2 separate regions of the Mus musculus genome follow, and region 2 is linked to region 1. The links are chromatin contacts, found by Hi-C or POLR2A ChIA-PET in ENCODE. All regions are on one chromosome and are shown on one strand. Each heading gives the region's core, a stretch centred on a gene start or an enhancer-like site at or near the end of the contact. The rest is flanking DNA. Distances are from core to core; before and after follow the strand shown. Region 1 holds the start of Cog7 (component of oligomeric golgi complex 7). Region 2 holds the start of Gga2 (golgi associated, gamma adaptin ear containing, ARF binding protein 2).

The links. A loop is a pair of places that touch in the nucleus more often than their neighbours do. ChIA-PET counts read pairs that join two places held with the same protein, here RNA polymerase II (POLR2A).
Region 2: a map of heart shows a loop between it and region 1 (2.7-fold over the local background). The contact joins the promoter of Gga2 here to the promoter of Cog7 in region 1. A Hi-C loop is called at or near these places in 2 of 37 maps with a recorded cell type or tissue (adrenal gland and heart). POLR2A ChIA-PET finds 5 or more read pairs at or near these places in 4 of 5 experiments (Patski and embryonic stem cell).

What each region holds. Positions count from the first base shown.
Region 1 is chr7:121,979,075-121,984,740 of GRCm38, forward strand. Cog7 (component of oligomeric golgi complex 7) reads right to left here and starts at 2,619. Exons shown (of 17, transcript NM_001033318.3): 1 at 2,343-2,619. The coding sequence starts at 2,511.
Region 2 is chr7:122,018,582-122,024,247 of GRCm38, forward strand. It overlaps Gga2 (golgi associated, gamma adaptin ear containing, ARF binding protein 2), which reads right to left and starts at 2,617. Exons shown (of 17, transcript NM_028758.2): 1 at 2,408-2,617. The coding sequence starts at 2,507.

The DNA.
Region 1 (5,666 bases), core at 1,369-3,868:
CTGTCAAGCACTGCATGAGTTTAGCTTCTATTTGCTTGCCACAGTCTTCTTCCTTTCTACCAAGGAAAACAACCTATCTCGTGGTTTCCCTTAGTACATGTGTATACTTTTGGAAAGCTAAAGTGTACTCATATATATAAAATAAATAAGTCTTTAAAAAGGAAGAGTTTCCCAAGGGTTGGGATTACAGACACATGCTACCACCCCTGTGGCTACCACCCCTGTGTCCTTCATTCTTTCTGGTCACCTGAAGGTCCTGGGTCAGGTTGATGCTGATGGTTGACTCTGAAGCACAGTGCCATCCATCATTCTACAGGGGACACGGCCCTGGTCAAGGTCACCTCACTGACCCCTGTTTTATCAGAAACTCTCTGCTGCTTTAAATCACCCTGGGTTCAATGTTAGAAAAAAGGTGTATTTGTCAAGTGACCTTGAAATATGGTTTTAATTTTTCAATGAACGGGATTGTAGACATCTTTAATAGGTATTCATCCAAAATAAGTTGCTGATACGAGTCTCTACAGATCACGGACCATCAGAGATGGCACAAATGAACACTTCAACTGTCTGCACGTAGAGCATTGGAAATGAAAGTCTAGGAACTCTAGCCAGAGCTGGCTGGCTGGTATACTCTGAAGCGGGTCAGGTTCTTCAAAGTGGAACCAAGGGCAGGGGACATGCCTGGGCTACCAATGAAAACAACCTGTCTCATGCTTTCCCTTAATACATGTGTATACTTTTGGAAATTCATAAGGTAAATGCCGTTCTCCCTAGGTGCTGTGGTTGCCATAGTGATGAACATGAAGACGGAATCACACACAAAGCCCAGGTGCTTGACAAGTTTAGGGGCCCATGAGGATATATGTATAAAAAATGGACCTGGCTGCTAAACTTGAAGCCCACTGCAACAGACTAGAGGCATGAACACCACGGTCTCCAGTTTCCTGCTAGCCCTGTGTTCTTAGGCCTGAGCATGTTTTAGCATCGGCTAGCCTCTTATCTGGTAAGTGTGGGACAGGGCCCATGGCTGCATCCTTAACACCTCAGAACACGAGGATGTGGGTCCCAGGAGCCACTAAGAAGCACTAGCCTGCTTTTTCGCTGCTCCCACACACATGCAGATGTGGGGAAAATATGCCTGGAAACCAAGCTGCAGCACCATAACCCAGGCTATCTATGTGGTACTGTGTCCTCAACACAGTGAAGCAGCAAGGAGGAGCACTGATTCAGCAACATATATTCTCTCTTTCTCTCTCATTCTCTCTCTCTCTCTCTCCCCCCCCTCTCTCTCGTCTTCTCTCTCTCATTCTCTCTTTCTTCCTCTCTCTCGCTCTCTCTCTCTCTCACACACACACAGTTAAAGTCTTCATTCAGGATGGCCCATCTTCCTTAGCTTACAAAGATATATTAATGGATTTGTGTCATTCTCATATACTGCTAAATACTAGGACCAGTTAACTATTAAATGCTCTCAAAAGTGACTCTTTATGCCAGGCATGACAGAACATGTCTATAATCCCAGAATTTCAGAATCAAAGGCATGAAGATCAAGAGTTCAAGGTCACCCTCCATCATAGAGCAAATTCAAGGCCAGTATGGGTTACATGAGAGTCTATCTACCCCACCACCTCCAAAAGGCCTTCTTTCAAGATTTATTTTTTAATTACATTCACCCATGTTTGTCTGTGTGTCAGTATGTGCATGTGAGTGTTTATGCCCAAGGAGGCCACTGAATCCCATGGAACTGGAGTTACAGGTAGTTGTGTGCCAACTGATGTGGGTGCTGAGAATTAAGTTTAGGTTCTCTACAAGAGTAGTAACCACTGAGCAATTACTCCAAACCCAAAGAGCTTTTTTTGGGGGGGGGGGGCACATATCTGTAATGCCAGAATTAGGGAAGCTGGGGCAGAAGGCGAGTTTGAGGCGAACCTAGGCGACAGAGTGAGACTGTAAATAAGAAGGGGGAAGGAGAAGGAAGAGTAAAAGAGCGTGCGAGAGCCGGCGAGAGCGATCCTATAGCCTAGGCCGGCCTCGAACTCACTTTGCAACTGAAGCTGGCTTTGAATTCCTGACCGTCCAGCACCACCTCCCCAGTGCGGAAATTAACGGCGGTCGCCACCACTCCCAGATTGTTATTATTATTATTATTGGGGTTTTTTTTTTGTTTTTAGTTTTTAGTTTTTAAAGGAAATGTTATGGCATCGTCGGACGTGAACACCAAAGCCTAGACCTAACTCAGACTACTGCAGGGCTCGCTTTCCCACCAAAGGAGAGGCTTGGCCCCTGGGCCCGGTCCTGCAGTCGGGTGCCGGGGCGGGCGGGTGGGCGTCTGCGTGGCTCACCCTCCACGGCGTGGTTCACCTCCTGGATGAACAGCTGCAGCTTCATTACCAGGGTGGCTGCGTGACCGTCCGCCTTCCCCGCCGCCCCGTCTTTGGGGCCGGCTCTGAAGGCCGCATTAATCCAGTCCTTCACGTCGAAGTCGTCAGCCAGGAACTTGGAGAAGTCCATGGCGCGCGGTCTCCGGGTTGGCGCCGAGCGACACCGCCTTCGGGACACCCGTCGAAACCCACCAAGCTTTACTTGCCGCCCCGTCAGCGCACTCGCGCCGAGGCCGAATGTCCCTCGTCGCGCGCCGTACTTCTTCCGGAAGTCGGTGCCTATTACCATAGCAACTGTTCCTGTTAGAGCAGCGAGCTTCGCGCAGTCCGGACAGGTACGACAGTTCGTTTTCTGCTCTTATTTGTCGAGCAGTAAACTAAGTAAACGCGTGTTTCCTCAAGACTAGAAGATTGACGTCTGAGAAGGGAGCAGCTGAGAAATATAAACTCTGTATGTAGGAGTAATGTTGCTAGTTTTCCGTCCTCACTAAATGCATACAGCAGTTTGGGTTTTTTGGTTTTTTGGTTTTTTGGTTTGGTTTGGTTTTGCTTTGAGACAGGGTTTCTCTGTGTAGCCCTGGCTGTCCTGGAACTCACGTTGTAGACTAGGCTGGCCTCGAACTCAGAAATTCGCCTGCCTCTGCCTCCCGAGTGCTGGGATTAAAGGTGTGCGCCACCACGCCCGGCAGCAGTTTGGTTTTTTTTTTAATTTTATTTTATTTTATATGGAGTGTTTTGCCTCTGTATGTGTGTGACCCACTTGCCTGTCTGGTGCGGGCAGAGGCCAGATGAGAATGAAAGATCTCCTGGAAGTGGGATGTTACATGTGGTTATCAATGCTGGGAGTGGAACGCAGGTCCTCTGGAAGAGCTGCCAGTACTATTAACCGCTGGACCATCTCTCCTCATAGATTTCTATAGATTTGATAATGGTCTCCCCTAACTCTGGTCTAATTTCAGTAATCTTCAATAATCTTCAAAAATTACTTTTCCTCCAATTCTTCCACTCATTTTCCATCATTTTCTTTACTAGTTAGGTTTTTTCTTTCTTTCTACCTTTCTTCCTTCTTCCTTTCTTTCTCCGATTTTTTTTTTTTTTTTTGCTCTTGTCTAGTATAGCAAAGTAGAGGATGTTGTTGTTGTTGTGAGGATGTTGTTGTTTGTTTGTTGTTTTTAAAGACGGGTTCCGTTCTTCTATCCTAGAACTCAAACCCATGCCTCAAAGATCGAACCTCCCACATGCTGGGATTTCTGGCTTAAGCCACCACTGCATGTTCTAGCGTTGGTTTCTAATTTAATTCCGTGTATCAGGAACACATATTATGACTCTGTTCTAAATGTACAGAGACTTGCTATGGCCTTAATATTTGTCTGTCATGGAGAAGAGTATATGTGCACTTAAAAATATGTACAGTACCCAAAAGGAGGACATGGTGTTGTGGGGAATGGATACAGCTAAAGGTAATAAGCAAAAGAAGCCAGAAGACGAAGTTCACGTTTTCTCTCAGTTCTGGATCCAGATTGTATAAACACCTAAAAGAATATCTAACATGAGAGCAGAGGAAAGACACGGGAGGAAAAAGAATGGAAGGTGGAGGTGGGAAAGAGGGAAGATATGCAGAAGGGAACAGGGGTAAAATGCATAGTACAGTTAGGTAGATTGTCTTTATGAAACACAGCACTATGGACATGAATATTCAATATAAAGAAGAGGAAGCAGAGAAGGGAGGAAGAAAATCACATGTCTGACTTCATGTGGTGATACACGCCTGCAATCCCAGCACTGGGGATGCAGAAAGAGGAAGATTCCTTAAGTTTGAAATCATTTAGGCATACGTAGCAAGACCCTGTCTCAAAAACAAACCAAACAGCAAAAAAGAAATATATAGTCGGGTGTGGTGCCACACGCCTTTAATCCCAGCACTCGGCAGGCAGAGGCAGGTGGATTTCTGAGTTCGAGGCCAGCCTGGTCTACAAAGTGAGTTCCAGGACAGCCAGGGCTATACAGAGAAACCCTGTCTCAAAAAAAAAAAAAAAAAAAAAAAAAAAAAAGAATAAGAAAAGAAAGAAATATATGCAGTCATTGAATAAGTGTTCCATGTATTTTAGTAAAGATGATCATTAGTGTCCTTCAAAACATATGTCCTTGATCATCTTCTGAGTTGTCCCACCAATTGCTGCTGAAAGACTAAGTTTCCAACTCATTATTGTTAGCTGGGCACACACCTTTCAATGCTCAGGAGGCAGAGGCAGGCCAAGGGGAATTCAAGGCTAGTCTGGTCCTCAATGTGAGTTCCAGAACAGCCAGGGGCTGTATAAAGAGACCCTGTCTCAAAAAACAAACAAACCAACCCACGGGTGGAATTCATCTTGTTGTACTGCCACTTTTCTGCCCAGCTGCATTTATTTTTGCTTCAGGTTCTTCAGGGCTCTGATATTAGGTATATGTGCATTTGTAACTTTTATCTTCCTTAAGTACTAACCTAATATCATCATCAAGTACACCTTTATCTCTGAAACAAAGCTTGTTCTCTGGTTTACCTGGCTAATTTTTTGAGTATATTTTCTTTGTGCTATGTGTCCACTGGTGTCATTGAGGCCCAGGCTATTTTTGTTGTTGTTGTTTCTTCTTTTAAGATTTATTTTTTTAAAGATTTAATTATGTGTATATATGCATATCTCTGTGTGGGTTTGGTCACTTATGAATGGATGTACCCAGAGTCCAGAAAATGACATTGGATCCCCTAAAGCTGGAGTTACAGGCAGCTGTGAGCCTCCCAATATGGATGCTGCGAACCAAACCTGGGTCCTTGAAAGAGCAGCATGTGCTCACAGCAGTGGCTGTTACACTGTTTCTATAGCATTCCACATCCACAAAGCTGTGGGGGGGGGTGGATTGTTAGGGCAGTCAGCTTGGCAGGATCTAAAATCACATAGAAGATGGGCCTCTGGACATGCCTACGAGGGATCATCTCTTAGACCAGGCTGGCTTCAAAGCTCAGAGATCAGACTGTCTCTACATCTAGAGTGCTGGGATTAAAGGCATGTGTTACCAAGCCTGGGTAAGGGACTATCTTGATTATGTTAATCAAAGAAGGAAGACCCAGCTTCATTGTGGGAAGGACACTTCCAATGGGCAAGAAGGTCCAGAACCTTATAAAATGGAGAAAGCCAGGCTGATTATTAGCTGTTTCTTGAATATGGATACAATATGACCGCCTGCTTCAAGATCTTCCTGCTTTGATTTGTTACACTGAACTATAAGCTAAAATAAACTTTCTGCCTT
Region 2 (5,666 bases), core at 1,367-3,866, 40 kb after region 1:
CAAAGCCTCACTGGATGTCCCCGCCTTCCTCTCACAGCCAAGCACAGGAAAAGGACCTTTTTCACTCCCTCCCTACAGACTGTCCCACTGTCCTCCAACATACCTCTTAGAAAGTAGTTGCCACCTTTGAAAAACTCAAGGGATGCTACAATCAAAGGTTACTTCTAGGGGGGTGGTGATACACACTTTTGCTCCCAGCACTAGGGAAGCAGAAGCAGGCAGATCTCTGTGAGTTCCAGGTCAGCCTCGTCTAGGGTGAATTCCGGACAGCCGGGGCTGCAGAGAAACCCAAGTCCTTGCAAAGCCTCGGTTGCAGACAGGCTCTTAAATATCCACTAGCAGCTGCTGGCTCTTACGCTACCCACCTCACACTTCTGCACCCAACCCCAATCCAAGCCTGCTGTTCGCCACCACTTCACAAGCCTTCTGTTTCCACCATTTTCCTCAAAGGCCAGATTCCCCTCCCTCCAGTCTCCATTTTGAAGCAGCTATTGGCCACACCCCCCTCCGTGGTTCTTCCCAGAACAGCTTTCCCTGTCTACTTCTGAACCTTTGGGATACTCTAGTCCCATCTGCCTGGGAAATACCTCCTTGTTCCAGCTCCAACGCTCTGTTCTACACACCCACGGAAGACTGGCTCTCAAAACCACCCCTCTAGCTCCTACCCTCCCTGGATGCTCAGAGCTCTTCCTAACTGCCTGGCAAGAACTTCGAACTTCATGACACAACTGCTCCTCCACACAGGTGGGGGCGGAGTGGGGAAGCATCTACCACAATTACTTTTGATCCCCGAAACCAAGGATCCTTCGTACACTCATCTCCTGAGTCCATCTATGTACAGGGAAGGAAGACTATATGGGTGATGGTAGTCCTTTCTGGGTTTTGTTTAATGTTTTGTTGTTGTTGTTGTTTGGTTTTTGTCTGTATGGTTGGTTTTGTTTTGTTTTGTTTTTTCCCAGACAGGATCTTACTATGTAGCTCTAGCTGTCCTGAAACTCACTACGTAGGCCAGGCTGGCTTCTCCCTCACAACTGCTGGAATTGGACTAGTGTGCACTGCTACAGTCTGGCTCCAGGTCTTTAATTAAAGTAATGTGCATGCACGTGTGCTTACATTAAACCCTGCTGATGGGTTCAGATAATCCTTTCGACTCCTGATCCCCACTCCCTTCATTCCTATTGTAACCACCATCACCCCACCCCACCCCACCCCAGCTATCTAAAGACCTTATATATCTACTCCAAGTCTGAAGTCTCACCCTCAACCAACTCACCAGGTGGAACTGCATGTGGTGCTTTCAGTAGAAGCGAAGCTGTCTCCAACAGCTTCTCCTACATGTTGAAATAGAAAGCTATAGGCCTGCAATGACTCAGAAGATAAAGGTGCCTGTGACCAAGCCTTGTGGCCTGAGTTCGAGCCCTGGAACCCACAGAAGAGCCTAAGGAGAGAAACGACACCCTGACCCCTTCCCCAGTTGTTCTCTGTTCTCCACGAGCCAGGAGCAGCACGCCCCACCCCAAATACACAACATGTAATAAAAATGTTTAAATAATGCAGTCCCTTCTGCGGCGCTCACGCGTCTTACTTCATTAGCAAATTAGTCTGAGGTCTCTTTTCTGGATTCTCTGAGCTTTAAGCTTTGCACTCCTGGCCAACAGGCCTACTCGCTCCCAGAATGTTGTACATTCTCATCCTGAGTTTTTGCAGTTTCCTGTCTGGAATATGGCCTCCTCCATTGTCCACACACTGTATACCAGCTATGACAAGCCCCAGGTAAACAAAACAGCCCCTAACTACGTTCAACAAGCGCCCCTCCTCCAGCTTCTGTTGAGAAGGTGCTGTTCTGGTAGCCAGTAGCCAATGAACATGTCTTTGTGAGCAATGTCCCAGTGTTACCATCTCAGTGCACCCAGCACGTAGTGGAGCCCACCCAAGGGGTGGATTCTTTATTCTCTCTGAACCTCAATTCCTCAGATAAAGAGAGAACCTTTAGAACCGCACCCCCAGAGATCACCGTTAAGCTAAGACAAGGAACAATTAAGTCTGGCCAGAGTAAATATGCACCGAGGCATAAAAGCTGGTTTTGCTCTTAAAGGTAGCAGCCACTTAAGCTCTTAGACTCAATGATCTGCAAAAAAGCTGCATCGCCCGCACGGGTTAGTAAACCCAGGTACTCTCGGTCCTGCGACCAGACTAACAATGGCTGAAACGCTTTCTGCACAGTGCTTGGCACAAGAGATCGCTAAGCATTCGCGCTCCAGCTGTTAAGTGGTGCCGCCCGGCCACTGAGCCATGGCGTGGTCTGAGGTCCCCAGAATCCCCTGGGTGAGTCTAGAGGCCCCCTCCCGCCGCGGAGGACAACCAGGGCGGCGGGAAGCAGGATCACGTGTGGCGCGATGCTACTCACTGAGCCACAGCTCCAGCGCCGCCGCTGCCCCAGGGCCGCCCTCCGCCGACTCGGTCCCTGCCGGGGATCCGGTCCCCGCTGCCACTGCCGTCGCTGCCATCTGCCCAGCCCAGCGCTGCGGCCGCAGTCACTCCTGCCCAAAAGCTGCAGCCACCGCCGCCGCCTAGCCTTCGCTCCAGCTGCCGACGCGGCAGACACTGAGAGGCACGTGACGGGGCGGGCCCTATTGGACACGCCCATTTCTGGGCCCTGTCCCGCCCCCACGCACCTCCTCCCGGCCACCTCCAACTCACGAGGTCTTTTTTTTTTTTTTTTTTTTTTTTTTTTGTGCAAGACCACTTGAAAGGTCAAAAGCCAAGCTAGTTAGGTATTGATTGTCCCCTCTTCTTCAGAAGCAGGGTTCCCAGAAAAGATACTGGACGCCTGGCTAAATCTGAATTTCAGATAAAGAATCATTCTTTCAGCATTTTTATTAGGGTCTTCTCCGAGTATGTATCTTCCATTCGGGTTTCTGACACACTTTTTTTTGATGACACATTGCATCATAATTCATAAAACAGTTATTTTTATGAAAAGATACTTTTCTCAAAAAAACAGGTCAGAGGCAGGCGGATCTCTGAGTTTGAGGCCAGCCTGGTCTACAAAATGAGTTCCAGGACAGTCAAGGCTACACAGAGAAACCCTGTCTCGAACACCCATCCCCCCCCAAAAAAAAGAAATAAAAAACAGGTCGTGATTCTCATACCCTAAAAAGTGAACACATTAATTATATATAAACATACCTTTTTCTAACTGTTTTGAGTTAAGGTCTCATGTAACCAGCTGGCTTTGATCACTGCATAGCTGAGGAGGACCCAGAATTCTTGGTCATCCTGCCACTGTGGTACAAACTTGATTACAAGAATGTACTACCAGTACAGCTTTGTTGTTATGGTTTTTGTTTTTGCTTTTGAGAAAGGGTTTCTCATACTCATTAGTCCAAGATGGCCTTTGAATGATAAAAGCTAAGATCCTAAAAACCTGTAGTAAAATCCTTTTGCCTCAACCTCCCAAAAGCTGGAACTACAGGTGTGAGCTACCATGCCAGCCTAACATGAAATATTTTCCTTTATTTAACTCTTGAACTTAAATGAAGGAATCAAGTAGATGTTGTATTAATATGTCCACAAGAAAAGCCAAAGAGAAAAATCTATGTAAAAATAAAGGACTGTTGAGACAAACATGCAAATGGGCATAAGACTGGCTCCAGCCAGTGGAGAAAGAGGTCTGTCCAGTGGACAGGATTAATATGCATGTCTAGAGGCCAGCATAATTTTGCCATTGCTGTCAATGATCTACTACTAACAACTCTGCTAAGACTGAAGGAGGCCTTAGCCTGGAAGGCAGTCAAGACTGCGCACGAGGTCCCTCTGAAGCACCAGATCCTTCCACACTGTCCCTATCATTCCCCACCCTCAATGTCACACCCCAGTACATACACACACACACACACACACAGAAGGATTTTAATTTGCATAGACCTGGACCACCAGCATACCAAATGGGGCTTGGCATACCAGTAAGTATCTGTTGAATGGACACATAAATAGTGGGGACAGTCAGGGGTAACTCTAGGACTTTAGGCATATCATAATCCCAAATGTACAAACATTTTTTTAAGTTTTTATTTGTATGTGTGTTTTGCCTGCATATATATCTATGCACCACATGCAAGCCTGGAGCCTGAAGAGGCCAGAGAGTGTGTCAGATTCCCTGCAACTGGAATTGTAGACAGTCCTGAGCTGCCATGTGGGTGCTAGGAATTGAACCTGGGTCCTCCAAAAGAGCAATACATACTCTTGACCACTGAGCAACCTCTACAGCCCTACTTTTAATCTTTTAAACACTATGCATATGTATGTGCATATGTGTGATATGCATGTCGGTACAGGCACACGCATGCCACAGTGTGCTTATGGAGCACAGAGAACAGTTTTATCGAATTGGTTTTCTCCTCCCACCCTTAGGTGCCTTCTCAAGATGGAAGTCATATCATTATGCTTATATGGCAATCACTTTTACCTGCGGAGCCCGTGAGAGGGCTGCAAATATTTATGTTTAAATAGACATTTGCTGTCATGGCCATGACGGTACACACTTGTAAATGGAGCACTCAGGAGACTGAAGCAAGATTGTGAGTCAGACTGTACAGTGAGACCCTGTATCAAATAAGTACTATGAACAAGTACTAAGTACAAAGAAGCTGTTCATAGTAGTTGTTACCTATAGTCACAGCACTAGGAAGGATGAGACAGGAGGATCCTGAGTTTGAGGCTAACCTAGGCCTACATCAGTGAGACCCCATATCAAGAAAAACAAGGGCTGGTGAGATGGCTCAGGGGGTAAGAGCACTGACTGCTCTTCAGAAGGTCCTGAGTTCAAATCCCAACAACCACATGGTGGCTCACAACCACCCGTAATGAGCTCTGTCGCTCTCTTCTGGTGAGTCAGTGTACTTATGTATCCAGAGTGAGCAGGGCCTACCGAAGAGAGCAGAGGTCCTAAAAATTCCATTCTCAACAACCACATGAAGGCTCAGACCCATCTGTATAGCTACAATGTACTCACATACATAAAATAAATGAATCAATCTTTAAAAAACAAACAAACAAACAAACAAACAAGAACACTTGGTGTGATGTACTTAGTTTCTAACTAACCCTGTCCACATACCTGACACGCTGGTATCCTTAACAATCTTGAACACCATGAAGCTACACATGTGCATGTGTGACAAGAAACTGCTCTCTGCGTGCAGGCTCTACGCTAATCCAGTTCTTTTGACAACTCAAGCTGCTGCAATAAAGCCCCACTTGCTGGTGTCTGAGACAATGGGCATCCATTTCTCCCCTTTGACTGGAAGCTTGGTGATACCAAGGTGCCAGAAGGTCCCACCTCTGTCGTCAGAGTGTCTGGAGAAGGCCCCCTCTTGCTACAGATGTTCTGGATCCTTCCTGTGGTTTGACCTCACTTGTGGAGAAGAGACAGAAAACAGCCAGCCCTCTAGTCCTGTTTGCTCGGTCTCTGAGTTTTGAGATAGGATCTTAACTCTCCCTGGCAAGCTTCTGTCCCTCCCCAGGGCAGGAACTACAGGCTTGAGGCACTACAGCCTCAGCAGAGCCCTCTGTTTATAAAGACATCAATCTCTCACCAAGAGAACCTTGGTGATCTCTCATCAATCAAGGGAACCTTGCCCCTCAGACCCTCACATAAATCTGGT